Regions from separate parts of the Homo sapiens genome. Here regions 2 and 3 are each linked to region 1. Evidence: chromatin loops called from intact Hi-C (ENCODE). Cell type or tissue: A673. All regions are shown on one strand.

Region 1 (8,000 bases):
CTGACTGACGAATTAGGTGAATGAAAAAAGTGATTCATCTGTACATTAAGGCGGGATTGGAAGGTGGTGCTATCATTTTAGGGGAAAATGTCAGGCTGTGAGCTTAGAATTTCCATTCCTAACGGAAAGCCATTCCATAAGGTTGTTCCAATGAAAGAAAAATAGTAAGCATTCTTTCAATGTCTATTTTCTTTTGTTCCCTGGATCAGGGTTAAAGGTTTTCCCCTAAAGGGCACATACATATTTATGAGCTAAATGGACTTATGGTGCCTAGGTTGTTACCTCTCAAATGGATAGAGACTGAGCACCTCCTTGCCGTCACCTAATACCTCCTTTCCAATCACCTGGGTAACATCTGCGGCCCATGATTGAGGTGGTGGCATTGGGCAGGGATCTCTAATCTTTGATTATGGCTTTGGGAGGCCAATGTCATTGCTGAGCATATTGCACAGTCAACTTGTAGAGGGGATGGTGAGAAGACCAGGGTGGTGAGGTGGTGGTAATTGGGATTCCTAACTCACAAAGCAGTTTCACATTCAGTGTTTTTCTGATGCTCCTATTTATCTCATAGGCAGAGAACAGCCACTATGGCTCCCATTAAGCAGATAAAGAGGCTGACGTGCAGAGAATCAGGTGACTTGCCCAAGTTTTCAGAAGCAGTAAGCAGTTATCCTGTCATCAGAATCCAGGCTTTTGCATCTGAATCCTCATACATTGCCATTTATATTCCTGCTGCCTGGAATGCAGTGACACTACATACCCATACATACATACTACATTACATGCCTTCATCTCTTTTTGAAGTTATTACTAAAACACTGGCCATTAAAAATGCTTCTTTCAGCCGGGCACAGTGGCTTATGCCTGTAATCCCAGCACTCTGGGAGGCTGAGGAGGGTGGGTCAACCTGAGGTCAGGAGTTCAACACCAGCCTGGCCAACAGGGCGAAACCCTGTCTTTACTAAAAAAAACAATACAAAAACATTAGCCAGGCATGGTGGCAGGTGCCTGTAATCCCAGCTACTCGGGAGGCTGAGGCAAGAAGATCGCTTGAACCTGGGAGGCGGAGGTTGCAGTGAGCCGAGATCATGCCACTGCAATCTAGTCTGGGCAACAGAGTGAGACTCTGTTTCAAAGAAAAAAAAAATGTTTTTTTCATGCATAAAAACGTTTTGGATCTTAAAGAAGTAATAAAACTACCCCTCCCCCACCACCAAAACTTGATTCAGATGTTTTCAGAAGGCATTTGTTCCACAGCTCTTTACTGAGCACCTAGTATGAGGAAGGCACCGTATGGTGTGATGCCGAGTAACACACAGCCCCTGCCCTGGAAGAGCTGAATCTCACAGGGGAGCTGAGATGTGTGTATGGAATATTAGAATCACATATTTTATATCTGAATGGTCGTAAAGGTTAAAGCGGCTCTAGGGCCCCCCTCTTTCATCAGAAAAGGGGCCCCAGAGGTTGGCAACCTGCAAAAGCCACACAGAATTCTAGCAAAAGAGTCTCTTGGCTCCTCGTCCGAAGGTCGGTCCACTTCTCTGCACTGCTGTTGGTTAATACAAGTGAGAGTATATGAAAGCCCCTGCACCAAGGAGCCCTGGGACGCCACAGGATATTTTAAATTTCTAAGGGAAATACAGCAGGGATTTCTGAGGGATATTTGTCAGACTCCATGTGAACTAGTATTTCCAATTAGCTTCCCATTTCAACATGCACAAAATTCCTTTTGATGATGTCATATCAAGCTGTGTCTTAAAACTGTTTCGTGCCCAAGAGCAATTATCGAAAAAAATCAAGATGGAACAGGAAATAAGGGCGGTGTTGTCCCATCTCATTTCAAGGCTTGAGAAGCTGTGAGGCCCCGGGGCACATATGTCCCATTAGTAAGTAATTGTGGTAATCTAACAAAAAAAAATTTCTTCTTTATATATGAATAAGTTTTTCATATGGCTGCCAAGTTGTTAGAACATAAAGACTTTAGTTGTTTGGACCTAATAACTTAAAAAGTAGACTAGGAATATCTTTTGGCCTAGAGTTGCCGAGACTATTTTAAAAGTTTAGGGACCTCTGCAAATTGAAGCCTTGCTACTCTAAGTATGGTCCCCCAATCAGCATCTTTTGATGTCACCTGGGAGCTCATTACAAATGCAGAGCCTCCCGCCCCACCCAAATCAGAATTTCATTTTTACAAGATCCATAGGTGATTTGTAAGCACTTGATTAATATTTGAAAAGGATTGCATAGGCAGGGTGCAGTGGCTCACGCCTGAAATCCCAGCACTTTGGGAGGCTGAGATGGGCGGATCACTTGAGGTTGGGAGTTTGAGACCAGCCTGACCAACATGGAGAAACCCTGTCTGTACTAAAGATACAAAATTAGCCAGGCATGGTGGTGCATGCCTGTAATCCCAGCTACTTGGGAGGCTGAGGCAGGAGAATCGCTTGAACCCAGGAGGCGGAGGTTGCAGTGAGCTGAGATCATGCCATTGCACTCCAGCCTGGGCAACAAGAGTGAAACTCTGTCTCAAAAAAAAAAAAAAAAAAAAAAAAAAAAGCACTGCCTTTAAGTGTCATGAGGGCAGTATAAGCAAACGTCCCAGGCCTGCTATTGCCTCATCAAACCATACAGAAGGCATCTATCCGCTGGGGTCAGACTTCAGATCCTGCCCTGGACACTTAGTAGCTGTGGATGTTAGGTGACATTGTGAACTTTGAATTTCAGTTTCCTCATCTGTCAAGTGAGAATAACAGCTGCTTCTGTCACCTTGGGGTAGTCATAAATGTTAAATGAAATAATGCTTACAAAATAGAATGTCTGCTCCTGAGTAGAAGGTGAAAAAACAACCGTTTCTTTTTCCTTTTGGGTCTGTGGCTCTAGGGCATGTTGTTTGTCTTCTTCTGTGCCTTTGATAGATTATAATTGCAGAAGTGGCGAAATTGTATATACGGTCATCCCTCCGTATCTGTGGGAGATCGGTTTCAGGACCTCCTCCTCATACCCAAATCCAAGGATGCTCAAGTCTCTTATATAAAGCGGCATAGTATTTGCATATAACCTATGCACATCCTCCCATATATGTTACATCATCTCTAGAATACTTATAATACCTAATACAATGCCTACACATTCACGTGGATTCAACAGTGCATTGCTGTGTGCAAATTTTTTTGTGGATTTTTTTTCCCCAAATATTCTCAATCCATAGTTGAGTGAACACAAGGCTGTAGTACCCACAAATACAAAGGGCTGATTGATTGTAGAGTCAGTGGGGAGATGAACGCCCATGAGAACAGCCAAGCACATGCAAAGACGCACTCTCGTTCCAGGTCTTGTACCAGCAGGTACTCCCTGGAAATGTGGGCAGGCTTGCCTTAGGGATTTCTTTGTCCCTACAATGAGGCCTGTAGACAGAGAAAAACTGGCTGTGGGCTTGATTTTTAAGTTTTCCAAGGGCAGCCCGAATAATCCTGCCTAATAGACAAGGACACATTCTTCCCTAAGACTGTGAGTTCCCCAAACTGGAGACCCAGGTTCACTCCTACTGGATCCACCCCACACCTAAGGCAGTGCCTGGAGACTGGAAGGGCTCAATATGTGTTTGCTGACTTGAGTGGAACGTACCAAGCCAGCCTCCATTCTTCTCTATCCTGGGAAACCTTGGTCCAACCGTGTGGCTTTTTTCCCTACACACCACCGCCACCTGCAGGAAAAATTGTCACATTGCAGTTGCTTGCTAATGCTAGAGCCTTTAACACTTGGGAAACACTGATTTGGAATCTGCGTGTTCAATGTGTTGTGATCCTTCATGCAAGGTTGAGGTTTATTTCTGCCTGGCAAAATGTTTTTTTCTCACAGATAAAAATGTTATAGAGTTAATGCTATGGGTGCACAAAAAAGGAGACATGATATTCCAAATTATGAGAATCCCTTGTGTGGGGGGAGGCTCAGTGTAAAATTAGGTGGGGAGGCCGAATCAAGTTTCCTTCAGGCATCTGCAAAGTAGCCACTTAACGCAGTTGATGTTCTAATTACAAACTAGTTGTTCATTATAACAACTCTTCTAATTCTTTTTTTCCCCCTTTAAAAAAAACAAAACAAAACAGAGTCTCACTCTGTCACCCAGGCTGGAGTGCAGTGGTGTGATCATGGCTCACTGCAGCCTTGACTCCTGGGCTCAGGTGATTCTCCTGCCTCAGTGTCCCAAATAGCTGGGACTACAGGCATGCACCACCACACCAGGCTAATTTTATTTTATTACTTTTTTATTTTTATTTTTATTTTTTTTTGTAGAGACGGTATCTCACTTTGTTGAGCAAGCTGACCTTGAACTCCTGGCCTCAAACAATCCTCTCACCTCAGCCTCCCAAAGTGCTTGCATTACAGGTGTGAGCCACCATACCCCACCAACTCTTCTAATTCTAACCATAGCTATAGAAAAAAATATATAGATAAATGAATACCACCACCATTAACCTAGTTTGGTCTCTTTGCTTCATATACAATAAAACTGTTTCTTTTGAAACCCAGAATCAAAAATGTAGCTTTTCAGTAGTTCAGACTGACATGCCAACATAAGTCTGAATTCACTCTCAAATATAAAACATTGCCTCTACTCCAAGATATTGTAGTGTAGAAAAGTAAGTCCAGGCTGGGTGCAGTGGCTCATGCCTGTAATGCCAGCACTTGGGGAGGCTGAAGTGGGCGGATCACCTGAGGTCAGGAGTTCGAGACCAGCCTGGCAAACATGGTGAAATCCTGTCTCTACTAAAAATACAAAAATTAGCTAGGTGTGGTGGTGGGTGCCTGTAATCCCAGCTACTCGGGAGGCCAAGGCAGGAGAATTGCTTGACTTAGGAGGCGGAGGTTGCAGTGAGCCAAGATCGCACCATTGCACTCCAGCCTGGGTGAGAGAGCGACACTCCATCTCAAAAAAAAAAAAAAAAAAGTCCATTTCTTCTGCAATAACCATTCAAAAACACTCTAGTTTTGATCATCATAAATAAGGAGAGGTAAGAACCAGAGATTTAAGCCCTGTTTGCCTCAAAGGACTGTTATATAGGTTAAATAACAGCATAGAAAACCTGAAAAACCCTAGTAGATGCCCATAGGGATTTGTCTCCTTCCCCTTTGGGCTGGAGTTCCTTTACCTATCCCTGCCCACCTTTCCGCTGCTGTCACCCAGTCCTCTCCTGTGCCCCAGTGCTGGCATCAGCTTTAGACGATGCTCAGTGTACACCTCCCTCCAGCCACGCAGCCTAGCAGGCCAGTGCGAGACCCAGGAAGAGTCGAGGGTGAGGTGAGAAGGGCTAAAGAGAGGATACATGAGCCCAATCTCAATGGAATCAGGGTGTATCAGTCTGTTCTCACGCTGCTAATAAAGATATACCTGAGACTGGGTAATTACAAAGGAAAGAGGTTTAATGGACTCACAGTTCCGCATGGGTGGGGAGGCCTCACAATCATGGCGGTAGGTGAATGAGGAGCAAGTCACATCTTCACGGTGGCAGGCAAGAGCGCTTGCGCAGGGGAACTACCATTTATAAAACCATTAGATCTCCCGAGACTTATTCACTACCATAAGAACAGTATAAGGGAAACTGCCCCCAGGATTCAGTTATCGCCACCTGGCCCTGCTCTTGACAGGTGGGGATTATTGCAATTCAAGGTGAGATTTGGGTGAAGACACTGCCAAGCCATATCACAGGTGCTGCTTGAAAAGCAACCCAGCTAGGAGAGGCATTTCTGCAAGGCCATCCCAGGGGGCATAATTCCCATAGCACCAAGCCGCCATGGGCCAGGAGGGCAGCAAGCCCAGGGGCTTCTTGGAGATGGTGGCCAGCTGGTGAGGAAAAAATAAGACTTGGGACTCAGGAAGACCTGGGTTGGAACAGAAGCATCCCCAGGTGCCACCTGTGTCACCTGAAGCGGGGCACAGAGCACTCTCAGCCTGCATGTTCTCCCAGGTAGACCAGGATGGTAATGGCTGCCTCAGGATGTGGTGAGTATGTGATGAACTAGCACAGGAAAGCCTGTGCCATGGAGACCTTCTCACAGGAAATGCTCAGGACGGGTTTGTTCTCCTTGGAGAATACCAGTTCCCCTCCTGACTTCATTCCCCTTCCCCCACACCCCTGCCCCCCACATATACATATGCATGTACCTCATCCTACACCCCTATAAATGCCCCCACCTGCCTGTTTCCATCCTCAAATCCTTGACTTCCTTCTGCTCATGCTGTCTGATTACCTATTGAGTTCTTCTTGCAGAACTCTGGAAGATTTCCTGTTCACTAAAACGTCAGTGATTGACGTCAGCAGTAACTTTTAGACACACACACACACACACACACACACACACACACACACCAGCTCTTCTGGAGCAAATTTTAGTGATGATCTCATCTTTATATGAGTGGAATAAAGCCTCACTCAGGCATCAGCCAGTTCAAGGAAAATTTATAGAAAGGGTAGGGTGCAAGAGAGCCTTCATGGGGTCCCTAGAAATCTACGCCATGGGTGAGAGGGAATGCCCTTGTTTTATAAAGGCTCCTGGAAGCATCGTGATCTTGATGGGAATGTAAATAATCATTCATTGAGCACTGACCATGTGTCGGGCACTATGTTATGAGCTTTAGTGCATTTTCTAATGTAATCATTCCGGCTGCTAGGATATGCACTTAATCCAAAGAAAGTGGTTACTTGAAGGATTGGATCATTTGTCCAAGGTCACACAGCTAGCAAGCCATGGAGCTACAGAATAAGTTCAATAATGGAGGTGTGCTCAGAAGCCCAGTGCACGAGTGGAGGTCCTCCTTATGGTCACGTAGAAGCACACTCTCAGTGCAGGAAAGGGAACCAGTTTGGTGAACACTCAGTCAGTGTTGCCCTCTCCCCCAACTAAACAAAAATGTAAAACCCTAGAATTAGTGTCCTCACCCAAGGAGAACCAATTAGGCACCCAAAATGGTGGTCTCAAACAGCAGTCTGCAAATGGGATTTGCCCACCATGTGGATCATGAACTTTCAGAGGGCACATTGACGTAGAACACTTTAAATAATTTAGTTTCCTAATTTTTGACTTTACTTTCTCTCTCTTTCCCAAAACCGATCTGCCTGAGAACTGGCCTACACGTTCATGCAGGCTGTCATTTCCTATCTTACCTTTTCCCACTCTACAAAAGGAAGGCATGCCATGAAATACTGGCTGTGTAAGCCTCTCTAGCACTTGTCTCCCCATGTCTTGCACCTTTTGCTCTGAAGGGCTAGAATGTGGCATTTCCACTCTCTTTGAGCTGCCCTCATGGGATTCCTTTGGATGGCAATGGGCTCTTTGCTGCTATTTAGGGAATTCTGCAAACAAAGTCACCCACTATGCCACCCTCCAACATGACACAAGAAAAATAACAATATTGGCAAAGGTGTGTTATAACTAATGTTTCTTTTTTTCCAAGCAGTGAATGACTAACATACATATGTTATGTATACACATGCAGACAGGCACATATAGATATCTAATTTATAATCATTTGATGAGTCTAAGTAAGACTTTTAGTGCACTTTAAAAAATTGAGAAAGTGCATGATTCAAATGCCTGGGTTATAAATCCTTCTCCAACTCAAGTAGTTTCCAATTCTTCACTTATAACAAAATTGAAATAAGATCTATTTAAGCTGTCAGAATGCTAGATTACCATGTGCTTATTTTTGACACATTACCCAAAGAGAGTTCAAAGATTTAAGGAACATTACTATAATAAAACTTCTTCTATTTCCATATCCTTATTTATGTGAACTAGTTTTCTCAATGCTAAAAATGAAACATCATATCATTCTAGCAATAAATAATATATGGCAATGGATTCATGTACTAATTGAGGAAAAATGCCTCACTATCTCATCAAGGATTGCATTTTCAGGCCAGGCACGGTGGCTTACATCTGTAATCTCAGCACTTTGGGAGGCTGAGGAAGAAGGATCATTTTAAGTCAGGAGTTTGAGA
Region 2 (8,000 bases), 750 kb before region 1:
GGACCCGTGCTAAGTGGACCACGCCTTCCCGCTCGGCGGCAAAGGTGCTGACATCTATGTGCTAGGCTGCCTCATCACGCCACTGGAGTCCACACTTGAATTTGGGCAGCTACCACGGGTCTGCCATGCTCTGGAGGAGCAAGGGGGCCACATCCCCACCCCAGCTGTTACCCAGCCCGGGGCAGGTGCAGCCCTTCCTCCCTGTCTCTGCATCTGACTCTCTTTTGAGGTCCCTGTATGTCTACCTCTGACTTCTGTGGTCCCTCTGTGTCTGCTCTCATCCATTCCTCTTACTGGGGCCTGGGGCTCTAGCCCAAGGCTCAGAGGAGCCAATAAACCTGTAAATGAATAGACGCATGTTTGAGTGAGTAAATGGGCCTTTAAAGGGGAGCGCACCTGCGTTCTTTATTTAGACGTCTGGTGCTGAGTTGCGTTCATCATTCCTCAGTTCATGCTACATTATGATTATTTATCTGTGCAAGGGGCCTCTTGTTTTATTTATTCTTAAAATGTACTCTCTTTTGCCTTCACCACTCCCATTCGCCTCCTCTCACAGGCAAAGAGAGCATGCTTAATGTGAATACTTGTGTTTCTGTGTGTCTTGCAAAATACGTGGTGTTTTGTGTGTCTGTACTTTAATTTACATAAATGCTGTTGGTCATATGCCTCATCCTGCTTCTAACGTTTCCCCCTCAGCACTGTGCTTTTAAGAGATGCTCCCGGGGTGGACGCGGTGGCTCATGCCTGTAATCCCAGCACTTTGGGAGGCTGAGGAAGGCAGATCACCTGAGGTCAGGAGTTCGAGACCAGCCTGGCCAACATAGCGAAACGCTGTCTCTACTAAAAATGCAAAAAATTAGCTGGGTGTGGTGGTAGGTGCCTGTAGTCCCAGCTACTTGGTAGGCTGAGGCAGGAGAATTGCTTGAACCCGGGAGACGGAGGTTGCAGTGAGCCGAGATCACGCCCCTGCATTCTAGCCCGGGCGACAAGAGCGAAACTCTGTCTTAAAAAAAAAAAAAAAAAAGAGAGAGAGATGCTCCCGTGTTTCCCTGCATACATCTGGTCTGTCGTTTTGGCTGTATGTGGTGCTGTGTAGAGTCATCACCCACGTGTTACTGTCCTGTCCTGTCTCCCCTGCACTCTAGTGAACATGCACATGCCGGTCCCCTCCAGGATCTGTGAGAGTGAGCCTCTGTCCGGGACTCACACCCAGGAGGAGCAGTGCTGGGCATCCGTTATGCCACCTGTTGATGTGATTCGGAGGTGCCAGATTGCATGCTTCAGTTCTGCACTCCCACTAGCAGCTCTTGAGGTCCCTAAGTCCCACAGCCCCACCAACACTTGGCATTACCCAGCTTTGTAATGTTCACCAGCCAAATGGGTGTAAAGTGCCATGGCACTGTTGTCCTAATTTGCATCTCCCTGATATCTAATGGGTGTAAACATCTCTTGCTGTACCCGCTTGCCTTTTGGGTTTCTTCTTCTGGAAATTGCTTGAGTCTCTTTCCCTATTTTCCTCTGGAGTGGAGATGCCTCAACTCCAGGTCTTTCTCTTACGTCGTCCCCATTGTGTGCCCTCCTGGGTCCCAGCATACTGCCTGCTGTCCCCCACCCAACTGAGGACTCCCTTAATGTAACACATCTACATAGTCTGTCCCTCTTCCAACCTCCTTCTTGGCAGCGGGGAGGAGAAGGAGACCCAGGCTCTGTCCGTGGGGACCTATTTATTGACTGACAGTGGTGGAGGGAGATTCCAGTACAGAGAATAGGCCTACTCGGGCTGATCGCCAGGTGCCATTTGCCTTGTCCTGGTCCTTGCCTGGGTGCCTCTCTTCTCTGTGATCCCCTGCATGGTGGCCCTCTCCTCTGCACGGAGGATCTAGCTTGTCCTCCATGGCCTGCCTGGACCAGGTATCTTTTCTCATGCACTGGGAACAGAAGGAGTAGGCATCCTTTACCTGTGCTGGCTCACAAGTGTGTATCTGGTGGACGCAGCAGATGGACATCCTCCTTCCTTACAGTCGTGAGAGTTCCAGGGAATGGAGACACAGCTACATGAAGCCCAAGGCCACATTGTTGCCCATGACGCCCGGCTGCCTGGCACCTTCCTGGTCAGACAAATGTCAAAGTGCGGGCCCAGTCTGAAAACCCATCATATTCAGTCTCAAATCATAAAAGTAATTCATATTCATTGCAGGCATTTAGGAGATACAGAAGGATTTTTTAAAAAATCAATCATCATCTTATTACCAAGACATTCACCATAGATACTTTTGTATGTTTCCAGAAAGATTTTTTTTCTGTGTTTTGGAAGTAGCTTGAGATTATATTTGTAAAATTTCATATGATTTGTATGCATTAAAACAATATACATTATATATAGATGGCCAATAATCACTTGAAAAGATGTTCGATATCATTAGTCATTAGGAAAATGTAAATCAAAACCACAATGCAATATTGTTTCATGTCCATGAGGATGGCTAAAAGGAAAACAAAATAGCCAATAACAAGTATTGGCAAGAATGTGTAGAAATTGGAACCCTCATGCATTGCTGGTGGGACCAGAGAATTGTCAGGTGCTTTGGTAAAAAGTTGCACAGTTGCTCACAAAGTCAAACACTGAATTATTCAGAAAATCCACTCCTAGGTATATAGGCAAGGGAATTGAAGATGTATGTCTACACAAAACTTGTACATGAATATTCATAACATCATTATTCATAGTAGCCAAGAAGTAGAAACAACCTAAACATCCATCAACTTATGAATGAATTAACAAAATGTGGAATATCCATACGATGGGATATTAGCTCCATTATTTCTGTTTGAGGTAATGAAAAGTTCTAAAATTAGATCGTGATGATGGTTGCAAACTCTGAGAATACACGAAAACCACTGAATTGTACACTTTAAAATGGTGAATGTTGTGGTACGTGAATTCTATCTCAATAAAGCAGTTATTAAAAATGAGTAAATGAGTGTTTGCTGGAGAACATTTGCAGACAATTTTTCCGCTACATAATTTGAAAAGTCTATATAATATTATTTATTTAGCCAATAGTTATTTAACATATTTTATTCGTGAAAGTTTCTGTCGATTTTAAAAATAAATATTTATTACAAAAATATTAGCTAGGCATGGTGGCGGGCACCTGTAGTCCCAGCTACTCGGGAGGCTGAGGCAGGAGAATGGTGTGAACCTGGGAGGCAGAGCTTGCAGTGAGCTGAGATCACACCACTGCACTCCAGCCTGGGCGACAGAGCGAGACTCCGTCTCAAAAAAAAAAAAAAAATTGTGATGATAAACTTCCTTGCATACATTTTTTTCATGTATACCTCAAAAAGACAAAAACTTAAACTCCTAGACCTTCAGAATAAATTATCCTAATGTGGAAGAATGTTTGAACCAATGCAATGCACATGATAAGTCTTTTAGTACCTGTTGGCAAATTGCCTCCCAGAAAATTGGTCTAGAGAATTCTTGCACAAACAATATAAGTGTTACAGTTTTTCTGCATTGTTATTATTTTTTGAGACAGGGTCTCACCTGTAGACCAGGCTGGAGTGTAGTAAAGTGATCACAGTTCACTGCTGCCTCAACCTTCTGGGCTCAAGTGATCCTCCCGCTTCAGCCTTCCCAAGTAGCTGAAACTACAGGCATGCACCACCATACTGGCTAATTTTAAAATGTTTTTGTAGAGACAGGGTCTCAGTACATATTGCCCAGTCTGGTCTCAAACTTCTGGGGCTCAAGCAATCCTCCTGCCTTGGTCTCCCAAGTGCTGGAATTACAGGCGTGAGCCAGTGTGCCTGGCTGGCATCATTATATGTTTCTCTGAGTTTTAACTGGTGTTAGCACTGTTAGTAATGGTGTTAGCATAGTGGTGATAGTAGTTAGTGTTAGTTAGCTTGGTTAGTGCTCTTTAATACTAGTTGTGACTAATTTTAGTGGTTAGCAGTTGGTAGAGTTAGTGGCTAGTTAGTGGTTAGCATTAGTTAATGTTAGTGGTTAGTGTTGGTGATTAGTTACCAGTTAGTTTAGCAGCTAGCTGTTAGTGTTAGTTAATGTTATTTAGTGGTTAGTGTTACTGGTTAGTTAGCAGTGAGTAGTTAGTGGCTAGTTAGTGTTGGTGGTTCATTAGTGATTAGTGTTAGTGGCTGGTTAGCAGTGAGTGGTTAGCGTTAGTTAATGTTAGTTGGTGGTTAGTTAGCCATTAGTGTCAGCAGTGAGTGTATGATATTGGCAGTGGCAGAAGCAGCTCACTCTGTGAACTGTCCATCCCTCGCCTACAGGTTTCACAATGGCTGCAGGTTCACCACTTGCTCCCTTTTAGTTTCAACTGGAGCCTCAAATTCCTATCACTTCTCTTGTCTCTCCCATGACAGGGATTCGCAGACTGGGCCTACGATGCAGATTCCTGGGCAGATCCTTTGACTGGCAAGCTCTTCCTCTCTCAGGACTCCAGCTTCCACAACTGAGCGGGGGGGTGGGGGGAGTTGCTCAGGAGATGATGTCTGAGGACGTCTCACCAGGGACACTGGATGGGAAGCAACGAGCTAGGCTGAGAAGCGCAATGATCATCCTGGCCACCAGGTGGCAGTCTAACTGCAGCCAAGAGCCCTGGCTGGGCCGACGGTGCTGCCTGCCTGAGCTGACGCTGGAGATGGACGCAGGACCCCTGCGGCCTGACTGGAGCTCAGCGAGCCGAAGGGGCTGGTGGAGAAGGGGCTGCTGGTCTGGGCAGCCTAGGTTGGGAGGGAGGGTCATGGCGGGAGTGTGGAGGAGCAAGACATCCCCACGCCCCCCGCCCCCTGCCCCAGACCCCAGTGTTGATGAATAAGAAGCGGATTAAGAAGAGTGAGAGCTGAAGAGACAGGAGAATCAGGGACCACGAGAGCCCGTGCAAGATCCGGAGCACAGGGGCTTCCCTGGGTCCCAGGCTTTCTGCAGGACTCACCCCCAACTACCCCGGTGTCCTCCTTCCAGCCAGCCTCCCCGCGGGTCCTGAGAGGAGAGTTTCCTAAAGAGAAGGAAGAAACTCGGACTTCCCTCCTGTTATGTTCGGGCTCCTCTGTGAGAAAGAGGAGGAGAGAGGAAAATGAAGGGCCCATTCTCTGTCCCCAGAGAGCCCCCAGGAATGTTGGGAAGATCTGCAAGGATGAGCCTGAACCTAGAGGTGAGAACTGGTGTGCCGGGCTCAGACTCTCTGGGATGTGGGAGCTCCGAGGACTGGGTGTGAGTGTGGGCAGGAGCAGTCAGGGAAGGCTTCCTGGATGAGGGGACTCAGGCAGGGAGTGTAGACCCTAGAGCCCCACCAGGCCAGGCTGCGCAGTGGTCCCTTTCTACCGTTTGCTGGGCAGGAAGCGGAATGGGGTTGATCTCAGTTTAGAGAGCAATACGTGGAGGAAAGTTCCGGTAGGAGGGTGGTATCGGGCCCAGGCTTCGTTCTCCCCAGGGACTTTCATGACATTCCTGCTAGGGCTCTGGGTCTGCTGGGCACACATTTATCCATGTGGTGAGTGTTCACTGAGTATCTGGGGAACACGCACCTTGCTAGAGTCTGAAAATACAGCTACAAGCAACCCCCAAATGTTCCCCTACACAAGGGGCTTAGGGTCTGGTTGGCAATGGCCAATTTTACATGTCAATATGACTTGGCCACAGGATGCCTGGGTATCCGATTAGTCATTGTTTGTGGGTGTGTCTGTGGCGGTGTTTCTGGAAGGGCTTAGCATTTGAATTGGCAGACTGAGTAAAGCCATGGCCCTCCCCAGTGAGCAGGCACCAGCCAACCCTTGAAGTTCTGAATAGAAAAAAAAAAAAAAAAAAGGCAGAGGAAGGTTGAACTTGAGCTTTCTCTGCCTGGATGTTGAGCTGGAACATCTATCTTCTGCCCTCCAGGATCCTGGTTCTTAGGCCTTCGAATATACCACCCGCCCTCTGGGGTCTCTGGCTTGCAGAGGGCAGATTGACTTCTCAGCCTCCATAATTGCATGAGTCAATACCATACAATAAAGCTCTTTCTACACTGTGTGTGTGTGTGTGTGTGTGTGTGTGTGTGTGTATGTGTGAGGGGTGTGTATATAAAATGTTGGTTTTATTCTCTGGAGAATCCTGACTGATACAGAAGGCATTATTTAGGGCTCTCTGTTGCAGACAACAGGACCCACTCTGGCTGAGTTAAGCAAAAACATGACAAGTTTAAGGACATCAGGTAGCTCCCCTGTCTCTAGGAGGGCCTGAGCTCAGGCCCAGAGGCAGTGCCCATCCCACACCAGGGGGCTACTGTGGCAAATTCCTCATTTCACCACTTTTGGTCATGGACACAGCTGCTCACACCACCAACACCAGGGACAGAATGCCAGAACCACCACATGGCTCTCCTGAAAAGCCAAACTCCTTCCCTGCCACGCTGGCCAAAAATTTGATTCCACCTGGCACCAGCTCCCTCTTATTGCTGTCTTCTGGATCTAAGTCCCACAGAGTTACCCCTGATGGCACAGTCCAGTGACCCTGCCCACTAGCTGCAAGGAAGGCTGGTACAGCAAGCTCAGACCTCTAGCTTGGAGAGGGCCCTCCTACTGTGGCAAGGTTCTCAGGCACAAGAAGGGTGTTCAGAATATGCTGGCTGGCCACAAGCATGACAGATGTGTGGCACCAAGAGGCAAGCACACCATTCAAGCAATCACATAGTAACGGTGACGGATGCAGAAAGAACAGCAAAGTGTTGGGAGAACAAATATCTAGATGACCAAACCTAGACCGGAAGTGTAAAAAATAAAAAGGCTTCCTGGAGGAAGTGACAGCTAAGCTGAGATTGGAACCATGAGAATGAGTTGGCCAGGAAAAGAAGTGGATTAAAAAAAAAAAACAACCAGGTAGAGGAAACAGCACGTGTGAAGGCCCCGAGGTGGGAAGGAGCTCGGCGTGGGAAGAGATGCAAGTTAGCTACTGTGGTTGGATCTTAGGGAGAAAAGGGGAGCGTAGAGCGGGCGGCACCCAGATCACGCAGGGTCAGGAAAGCTATGCTAAGGTTTCATCCCAAAAGGTACTGAAGTGTGTGATGTGACGAGGCTTAGGTGTTTTAAATGATCGCTCTGGCTGGTATACGAAGACTGAATTTCAGGCAGAGACCTCCGCTGGAAGCAGGGAGGCTGGAAATGGAGACACGTACTAGGGTGATAGTGATGGAAAAGATAAGGACCAAGTCCAAAGCTGTCTAACTCAGGGGTGAAACTGTGTGAGAGCAAGAAGACGGACGGAGGCGTCCCACAAGCCTACTGGAATGAGGAGAGACAGAGAGGAGCAAGCTTTTGGGGGAAGAGCAGGAGCTCAGTTTGGGCACATTGGGTTTGGGGTGCACTGAGACAGCCAGCAGGGTGCCAAGGAGCGGGCTGGAGTGAGGAGCGAGGCCCAGCTCAGAAGTGGAGTTCATGAGTGGCCAGTATATTGGTGGCGTTTGATGCCAAGGGCATAGGTGGGGCCACCCCGCAGTGAGAGTGAGGAGCAGGATGAGAAGGGGACTGAGGGCTGAGCCTGGAGGGATCCACACATTCACAATCCCACGGGGGAGCAGGAGCCCCCAAAGGAGGCGGAGCAGGGGAAGGAGTGCTCAGAGAGGTGGGAGGAGAACCGGATGAATGTGGGATCCTGGGGCCCCAACCAAGATTGTCCCAGCGAGGGGCTGCTGAGCCGGCCGAGTGCTGCTGAGCCGCCTTTGTGAGAGGATTTGGAGGCGCAGCTCACAGCGAGAGCGGATTTGGCGGAGGATGGACTCGGAGGCTGGGCTCAGGGGTGCTGAGAGGGAGCGGCTGGGGCAGCCCAGGAGAACAACCCTTTACCGAGGCTCCTCTGGGAGGGCGGGGGGAGCCAGAAGGGAGCGGGAGGAGTCATTTGGTTTTGTTGTAAGAGGACAGCCTGTAAAAATGCTAAGAAGTGGATATGGGAGTCACTGAAAAGTGGGGGGCACGTCATGGAGCGGGGTGGTTGAGAAGGA
Region 3 (8,000 bases), 360 kb before region 1:
AGGGCATGTTACAGTGCCCTTTTAGCTCTGTCATCCGTGGACGGCTTAAGTATGAACAGTCAGTGAGCCCTCTGCCCTTTCACATGAGGCAGCTGCCCTCTGCCATTGAGGGCAAAGGGCCAGTGTAGCAGCCTTTTGTATCCACACTTGTGTCCCCTGAGCTCTTGTCCAGCATCCAGGAGAAAAGAAGTCGCACGAATAAACTGAAGGATGCTAAATGCAGGGAATTTTATTGCCAGTGAAAGTGGCTGTCAGTGGGAAGGGGAGCTGAAAAGGAGACAGGAGGTAGGTAATCTTCCCCTGGAGTCCGGCCGTTTCTGGCTGGATTCTTTTCCCGAGTTATGCCATCAAGCTGTCCCTCTGAAGTCAAGCCGCTTCTATCCAATGTCCAGCCATAGTCCCTGTCATCCAGCTGTTTCTCCTCTCTGCTGGCTGAGCCTGGGGTCTTTACAGGCACAGGATGCCGGGTGGGGCAGGCTATGTGTAATTTAGGAAAAGGCAACATTCAAGCAGGAAAACAGGGATAGAAGTTTTCACTTTAAGCAGCAGTTTCAGGCCTTTCGGTTTGAAGGTGGGGTTTTGTCAAGGACCTGCCCTTTTCTGCCTAGAACTTCTCTGCCCCCTGTTCATATTAATACTTTTGTGAGGACATTTTTCAGAAAGCATAGGTGAATGATAAACACTTTTAGCCCTTGCATGTCAGAAAAAAAAGCTTTCTCTTGTCTTCAAACACGATTTAAGTTTTTCTTCAAATTATTTTTACATATTTCTCCCAATTATTTTCTGGGTTTGAGTTTTAATCTGATTTTTTTAAAACTAGATTACCTTTAACAACAGCAACAGAAAATCACCGATGTCTGACTATGTATAGGTTGCTTTTCTTTGTCTTTCAAATACAACTACGTAAGTAGAATTTGCGTGCTATGTGCCATTCTTCACTATCTGTGTAATGGACCCATGAAACCCAGATGCACCTTGTATTTTTTTTCCTCACAGGAATCTTTCTGCTGTTATTTTTATATTAGAGAATTGCTTCCTGCATGTTTCTATTTTCTTATATTTTTCTCACCATACTTACGTTGTGTCTTGTGGATCTATCATCCATGTCATTGATCTTTCTGCATATCCTGTGTCCCATGTTTGTCCTTTTACGATGAGCTCTGGGAGAAGCTCAAAAGCTGGATTTTCAATTCATGAATTCAGTTTTCTGCACTTTCTATTCTGCTGTTTACCACTTCACTTGCATTTTTATATTTGAAAATTCTATTTTTCACCTGAAAGCATCCACTCCTGGAAGTAGATTTTTCTTTTGCAGAGAGGCAATGCTGAAATATACCAAATTTAGAGTGCAACTCCAAAAATACAGTTTTTAAGTTTCTTGCCATTAATCTATATTGTTTTGGGAAATTGACTCTGCTACTTCTTTGGGTCAAGTGAATCTTTTCACATGTCTAGTGAATTTTCACCCTTGCGGGTGGGAGCAGAGATGGATGCTTGTTTATTTTAAAGTGTTGTTATGGCATTGTTGGCAATTTTATAAATCCCTCTTCACATGTATTTTAGTTCCAGACAAAAAAGAAATGAAAGCAGCTTATCTTTTCTGTGGTTTTATTTTTGGCAGATAAAGGTTCCAGATGCTTGAGAAGAGAGAGTGGGAAATATAGCCAGAAGCGATTTTGCATTCTGGAGCAGCATTTGCCTGCCCATGGCTCTCTGTTTCACTTAGTACCTGGCCTGCCATGTGCAGCCCAGGCAGCAGCAATGACGCCATTGTCAGCTCCATTCACACTTCCTGAAGCCACTGGCAGGGTGGTTTTTTTCACCCTGCTGACAGCTGTGTCGCTCACTCCTGCCTAGAGGCCCTAGCTACTCCAGATTAGAGGTGGGAGACAGACCCCCAGGCCATCATGATCCCTATTAGTGTCATTTATAGTTGCTCCAGGTTGGCTTTGTGCCCCACCTGGCCAAGTACATGCTAAGAGCGAAGAGTGTAGACTACAAGCTACACTATTTCATGGCATCATTCAGAAAATTGAGATTTGTTCCTATGGCCGCCCCCCCTTGGCCCCAGCCCCAATGCTTGTCAGTCTGGGGTATTCATGGGGTTCTGCTGGTGGTTTGCCTTCTTCACAGGAAAATATATTTTTTCCTGCCGAAAATTTCAGCCTGGGCATTCAATTCCTCAGTCTGGTGGTCGGCACTATGTCTGTAAAATATTCTATAACATTTCTCGGCTTTAGTGAACAGATTATCACCCATTTTTATTTTCGTAGGAATCGGCATAGTTGGGACACTTAACTGAAATGATTGGACCACACTGTGAAGGACATAAAGAGCTATGAAAAATCCCAGCTTTGTTGCTCTACAGAACACAGAAATATCTGAATGAACAAATTCAGTAAGCCACCCTGATATGTTGTCTCTGCAACATGATCCATTCACCTATATATAGATATTTAGGTTTCTCATTTTCTTCTTGATGTTTGATATCATAAAAATATAGACAACATCCATGGATCCTGATGATCAAAAATGTTTTTCTCCAGGTCTTAAGATCGTTTAGTCAGAGGTGCATTTCAATGCAGTTGGTTCATTTCTGAGCCCTGGGACTCTCTTGTGTGTGTTTGTAGAAGGCATGGAATAACAGTTTGTTTTGCTCTCACCTTCACCTCTCTTCTTAAGGCGCAAGCTGAGCTTTATAGTTCAGAAGTTAAACACATTAGAATATTTATTTAAAGGCAATTGCACTTCCTGCTGTCTGGGTAGCTGGGCTCACCAGGCCACTAGACCCCCAAATGTGTATTTGCCTTCTGGTGGCCCAGCCTGCAGGGCCATTGTCTCCCTGTTGTTAGCAAATGGTTTCCTCCACAAGCCTTTTAACTCCACAAGTTTGCAACCATTAATTCTTAAGGGTTTTGACAAATCTCCCCAGTTAAATATTAAACAATAAATATGGCCCGGATGGTAACAGTGCATTGTGAAGTCTGTTTGAAGTGTCCTTTAAAATATTAAATTCAAATAAATGATTGAATCAGAACAAAGGCTATATCTTAAGACAAATTCAGCCAAGTCTCTTTAACCTTTGAGCTTTCAACATAGATTAGAAAGCCAGGGCAACGCATGCTTTCATAGCAAATTGAAATGGGATTTTTGAAACAGTTCCTGCAAATACAGGTAACCCATACCTAGGTTTGATCTGCCTTTGCCATTTTGGGGGAGAGATTTTGCTGCTCATTGTTTGATAAAAATGTGATTTTTTAAAAAGCCCTTATGTTCAAAGAAGCAAATCCTTGAAAACGCTAGCTTTGGGTGCTATGTTTATTCCTTGTCAATGTCTTCCATATGAAATCTGTTCTGCTTATAATATCTACCACAGTTGGAGCCTTGAAAAAAATCTGTTTCATATCTGCCCTTTGTACTTAGCTTATTTTGTTTTATGCTTCCCCCAAGTTATACGTCTGTAAGCTGTCTTTCTTCTAAGCAGGCGGTCCTAGAGGAGGAGGAATTGGGGGATTGCCCTGCATTTAGGGGAGCCTGGACTTCTAACACATGAATTATACCTTAGGTAGGAAGCAGGTAAAGGAGAAGAAGGTGGATTCACCAGCTGGGAAAAAAGATGAGTAAAGCCAAATTCTGCCTCCTTCTCACTCCTACACCCTGTGCGGCTGGTCCAGCACCCGTTGGCTCTTCTCTTGGGTTTGTGCTCTGCCACAGCGTCCCCATCTGTTCCATCTGTTTCCTCGACACTGCACAACCTCCGGTAGCTCTTGATCCAGCCTGCCCAGAACAATGACTCCACATACCCAAGCTTCTTAGAAGAGAGTGTGACACAGTTGGCTACAGGGCATGCACGATAAAGAGACCCTGTTATAATAAACACGGGTTGCTCATTAGGAGCATATGGTTGACATCGTGGGGGCTGAAAGGTGTGAGCATGTCGAAGACAAAGACACCCATCAAACATCTCTTGAATGAATGCTTGTGGGCTGCAAAGGTTTCTGAAAGGAGCAGAGTTTCTGCAAATGCACTGCACTCTGGGAGGCCTGTGGGTTTCTGTGCCCACCCTGGTGGGAGGATGCCCCAACACAAGGCAGTTTGGTCCTCAGCTAATGCCCTATTGTCTGAACGCTGTTTTGATGTAGACCTGTTCCCTGCCCCTTGCTGATGCTCCATCAGGTAGACAGGGATCTCCCTCACTTCAGGAATTGACAAAGCAATTGTCTGATGCCGGAGAGGCTAGACATTGTCCAAACCAGCAAAGGGAGCTTTGACATCCAGAGAGAGAGCCTCCCTGAAAACCTAGGAATAAGATGCTCTTCTTTCCTCTACAAGAAAGAGAAATATCATCTGATGGGACAGCCCCCATGGTTTCAGCACCACCCGGGAGGGAGCCTAATTAGGAGCCTGTTGCTGACTTGCAAGGCTAGACTTCTCCCAGAATCGGGGTCAGGCTGGTCAAAGGCACTATCTGCAGTTCCTGCATGTCCATTCTGTTCATGCCACTAGGGGTCCTCATTGGTTTGTTCAGGACAGAGCAAAAGGCAGCTTTTGAGATAGAAACCACCAGAAAGAGGCCTTCAATTTGACTTCTTTGTGGGTCTCAGGCTGTGTGGTCTTGGACAAGTTACTCAGAACCCCTGGGCCTCAGTGTCCTCATTTCTACAATGGGAAGAAGAAGGGGCTGAGAACTTACTTTCATGGAGGACCTACTAGGTGCCAGACATAGCTTTTGTTTTAATAGAGGTTCCTCCAGAAACAAAGCCCGAGACAAGGACGTGATACAGTGGTTTCTTTGGAAATTGTGGATCCCAGTTGAGGGTGACACAGAATAAGGAGAAGCTGACCTTCGGGTATGTCACGGAGGGGCTGCTGAGCACGGCAGAGGCTCGAGCCCAGGGAGACCTCCTCAGCAGGGTAGAGTGCCTCCGGGAGGCTGGGCCATTTGTCTGCCAGCTCCTGTCCCATATGGAGTAAGGGCTGCCTCTGAGGATGATGCATTTTACCACAGAGTGGAGAAGTCCCCAGAACAGAAAGTGGAGACACATGGTACACACTTAAGGTGGGTGAATCTGAAACCAGACAAGCTGTCACTGAAAACAGATGTGAGTCGAAGGGCTGTGATGCAAGCACCGGGGCCACCATGCTCAATGATACATGTATAGATATACATAGCCTGCCAATGCATTGGACACAGACGAGGCAAGGCTACTGTCTTCCTCCCAGAGTTGAGAGGAGCATATGAAGGAAAGTGCTGATGGTGACTGATACAGGGTAGATTTTGACTAATAGAACTCAGCATCTTGCTGGGGCAGGGAGAGTGTAGCTACTCAGACATTTCCACTGCCACAGAACCCCTCCCTCCACCGGGGCCACTGTGTGTGAGGAGAAGGAGCAATGTGAGGAAGAAAGGGGCCCTTACCAAGGAATCATTTGGGAGTGATTCAGCAAACCTTCTGTCTGCTAAGAATGAAGGTCGTTTTAGAATTTCTCTGTGCTTACCTGTGTAGGTGCAGGATCCTAGATATTTTTGAGATGATTAATTAAATCCAACAGGGAGATAACTTTCAGCAGCACATCAAACAGCCACAGAATGTGTGGCTAGCATTACATTTATGTGTGTGTAAAATCTTTTTAATATAATTATTACTGCATTCCCAAAAGACATACTTTTCCCAACTAGAAGAAAGACAGAAAGAAAGGAAGGAGGGAATCAAGGAAAGAAGGAAGAAAGGGAAAGAAGAAAAAGAGAGAGAAAAAAGAAGGAAGGAAGGAAGGAAGGAAGGAAGGAAGAAATCTGTATTAAATGGAGAGGAACTTGTGAACATAGATCAAAGCACAACTGGCCTCACATCCCCTCCAGTGGAAAATGTCGTGAGCCTAACAGGAGAGCAAAGTTTTGAGGTGGTGGCCAGGGTGCAGACATAGCCTCATTATAATGAAGAATTACCAATGTAATTATTAGCACCTGACTTTACCTAGAAGCACACATCTGCATTTCTACTTAGGATCATTCATACCTCAAATTATCTGAGATGAATTGCATCAAATTCCTAGTGAGATTTTCCAGAGAATTTACCAAAATTAGGTCATCATTTACCATCTCCTGTCTTGCTTACTTCCCTTTGGTGCTTGCCACCAGCAAAAGGTATTTTGAGTAAAAATAGTTACACTCTCTAGGCCAAAAGGTGCCCCCCATTTACCTCTGTACCCACAGACACTATCTTGGCTCAACCTCCTCTCAGCTTTCATCTATGTTTCTGTGACCTTCTCTGTACCTAGTGATCCTGCCTCTCTGCTTCCAGTCTTTTCCCTGCTCCAGTCCAAACTCCTCACTGCTCCGAGAGGGATCCTTCCAAATTGCGTATTTGAACATATATATCACCCCTCTGCCCCAAATCCTTCAATGGTTCCAGATGTTTTCAGGATAAGACTTAGGACCTCACATGACTGTGCCCTGTCTGCTTTTTTTGGCCCTCTCAGTCTCCACACACTTCTGCGGTTCTAACCAAACACCGTCCATTTACACACAATGCATCACACTCTGTGTCTTAGCTGGAAACAGCCACCCCACCTGTACCTGCTCAGCACTTCCTGGTAGGCTTCCCCAGCAAAGGCAGAGATTTTGTCTTTTTCATATCTGACCCCTTAGGACCAAGTACATGGCTCAGTCAATATTGAATGTGCTCAACAGAAACACAAATAACATAAAAGAAGCCTGCTTCTTTCTAAGTGGTGATTTGGCCAAACTACAGCATGGCAAAGGAGAGGTGGGGGAACAGTCTAGGTACTGGTAAGAAAAATATGTGATATAAATTTTCAACTCCTCCTGCATCAGGTCTTCATTATGTGTTTTATCTATTTTATTTAAAGAGAATTCTAAGAGCGCCACATCTCTGCACATTTAAATACATGCACCTTTGCCTGGACATATTGTGTGACAGAAGAAAACAGTAAAAAAATAAATACGTGAACCTTAGCAACAGAGCAAGACCTTGTGTCATAAATAAATACATCTTAAAAGCTCACACGAATGCTCTGTAACTGATTCTTGGGTTTTCCACCATTTAAAATTGTCTGATGCCCTTTATGATGAAGAATGAGAGTTGACTGGCAGCTATCTAGAACATAAATATTTCTAAGCTGTAACTTGTGGCCAAGTTAACTAATAGAGACATTCAATACAATAAGATTTGACATGTTTTTCAAGGCATGGGTGAAAATGAACCAGGTTGTGATTGAATAAGGTTTCCGGAAGTTAAACTCCTATAATTCCATGGATATAAAAATATGTAGGCTAACAACTGAATTTGCTGTCAAAAAAGTGCCTTTCACTCCAAAGAAGTAAAGTTATCCAAGTTCATCCCAAGAATAAATAGCAATATGGTTATTAAAAATAAGTGGCTTATTTGCCTTATATAACACATTGAAGACTATTTTTTATTATGCTTGTGCTACCAGCTGCAGGTCTAATTAATATTATTGGTGGCTTGAAGCAGAAGATAACGCACAGAAGTTTATTGTTGCTTACGTTGCTTTCTCCATGTGTAGCAGGCCCATGTGGAGGCAGCATTCATTTAGAGAACTCATTAAAACAGTCTCTTCTTGGCCGGGCACGGTGGCTCACGCCTGTAATCCCAGCACTTTGGGAGGCCGAGTTAGGTGGATTGCCTGAGCTCAGGAGTTCGAGACCAGCCTGGCCAACATGGTGAAACCCCGTCTCTACTAAAAATACAAAAATTAGCCGGACGTGGTGACGGGCGCCTGTAATCCCAGCTACTGAGGAGGCTGAGGCAGGAGAATCACTTGAACCTGGGAGGTGGAGGTTGCAGTGAGCTGAGACCATGCCATTGCACTCCAGCCTGGTGACAGAACGAGACTCCGTCTCAAAAAAACAAACAAAAAAACCAGTCTCTTCTTCATCAGGCACTGATAACACCAAACATATCTTGACTCATCCATTCATGAATTCACACATTCAATCCTATTCAAAATATTTATTG

Evidence for each region. A loop is a pair of places that touch in the nucleus more often than their neighbours do. Peaks named below come from ENCODE experiments on the same cell type or tissue, not always from the same donor. Only the 100,000 strongest peaks of a DNase experiment are listed, where the experiment ranks them.
Region 2: a loop joins it to region 1, with 5 times the contacts of the local background. A loop is called at or near these places in 7 of 110 quality-filtered maps.
Region 3: it touches region 1 in a loop (10-fold over the local background); 15 of 110 quality-filtered maps call a loop at or near these places.

The regions. Positions count from the first base shown.
Region 1 is chr7:31,732,871-31,740,870 of GRCh38, forward strand. It overlaps a transcript of PDE1C not described here. Among named protein-coding and RNA genes, the nearest start is that of PPP1R17, 50 kb to the left of the region's middle. In A673, a CTCF peak has its summit at 3,723 (motif pointing left); DNase peaks (open chromatin) are centred at 1,771 and 3,681.
Region 2 is chr7:30,979,180-30,987,179 of GRCh38, forward strand. It overlaps GHRHR (growth hormone releasing hormone receptor), which reads left to right. Exons shown (of 13, transcript NM_000823.4): 13 at 1-349. The coding sequence ends at 65. It overlaps LOC105375222 (a long non-coding RNA gene), which reads left to right and starts at 4,645. Exons shown (of 3, transcript XR_927160.2): 1 at 4,645-5,180. RefSeq lists a silencer at 4,520-4,679 and an enhancer at 5,289-5,814. In A673, a CTCF peak has its summit at 4,589 (motif pointing right); a DNase peak (open chromatin) is centred at 4,622.
Region 3 is chr7:31,369,030-31,377,029 of GRCh38, forward strand. No RefSeq gene overlaps it. Among named protein-coding and RNA genes, the nearest start is that of NEUROD6, 32 kb to the left of the region's middle. RefSeq lists an enhancer at 2,542-3,161. In A673, CTCF peaks have their summits at 4,495 and 4,696; a DNase peak (open chromatin) is centred at 4,532; H3K27ac peaks cover 317 bases.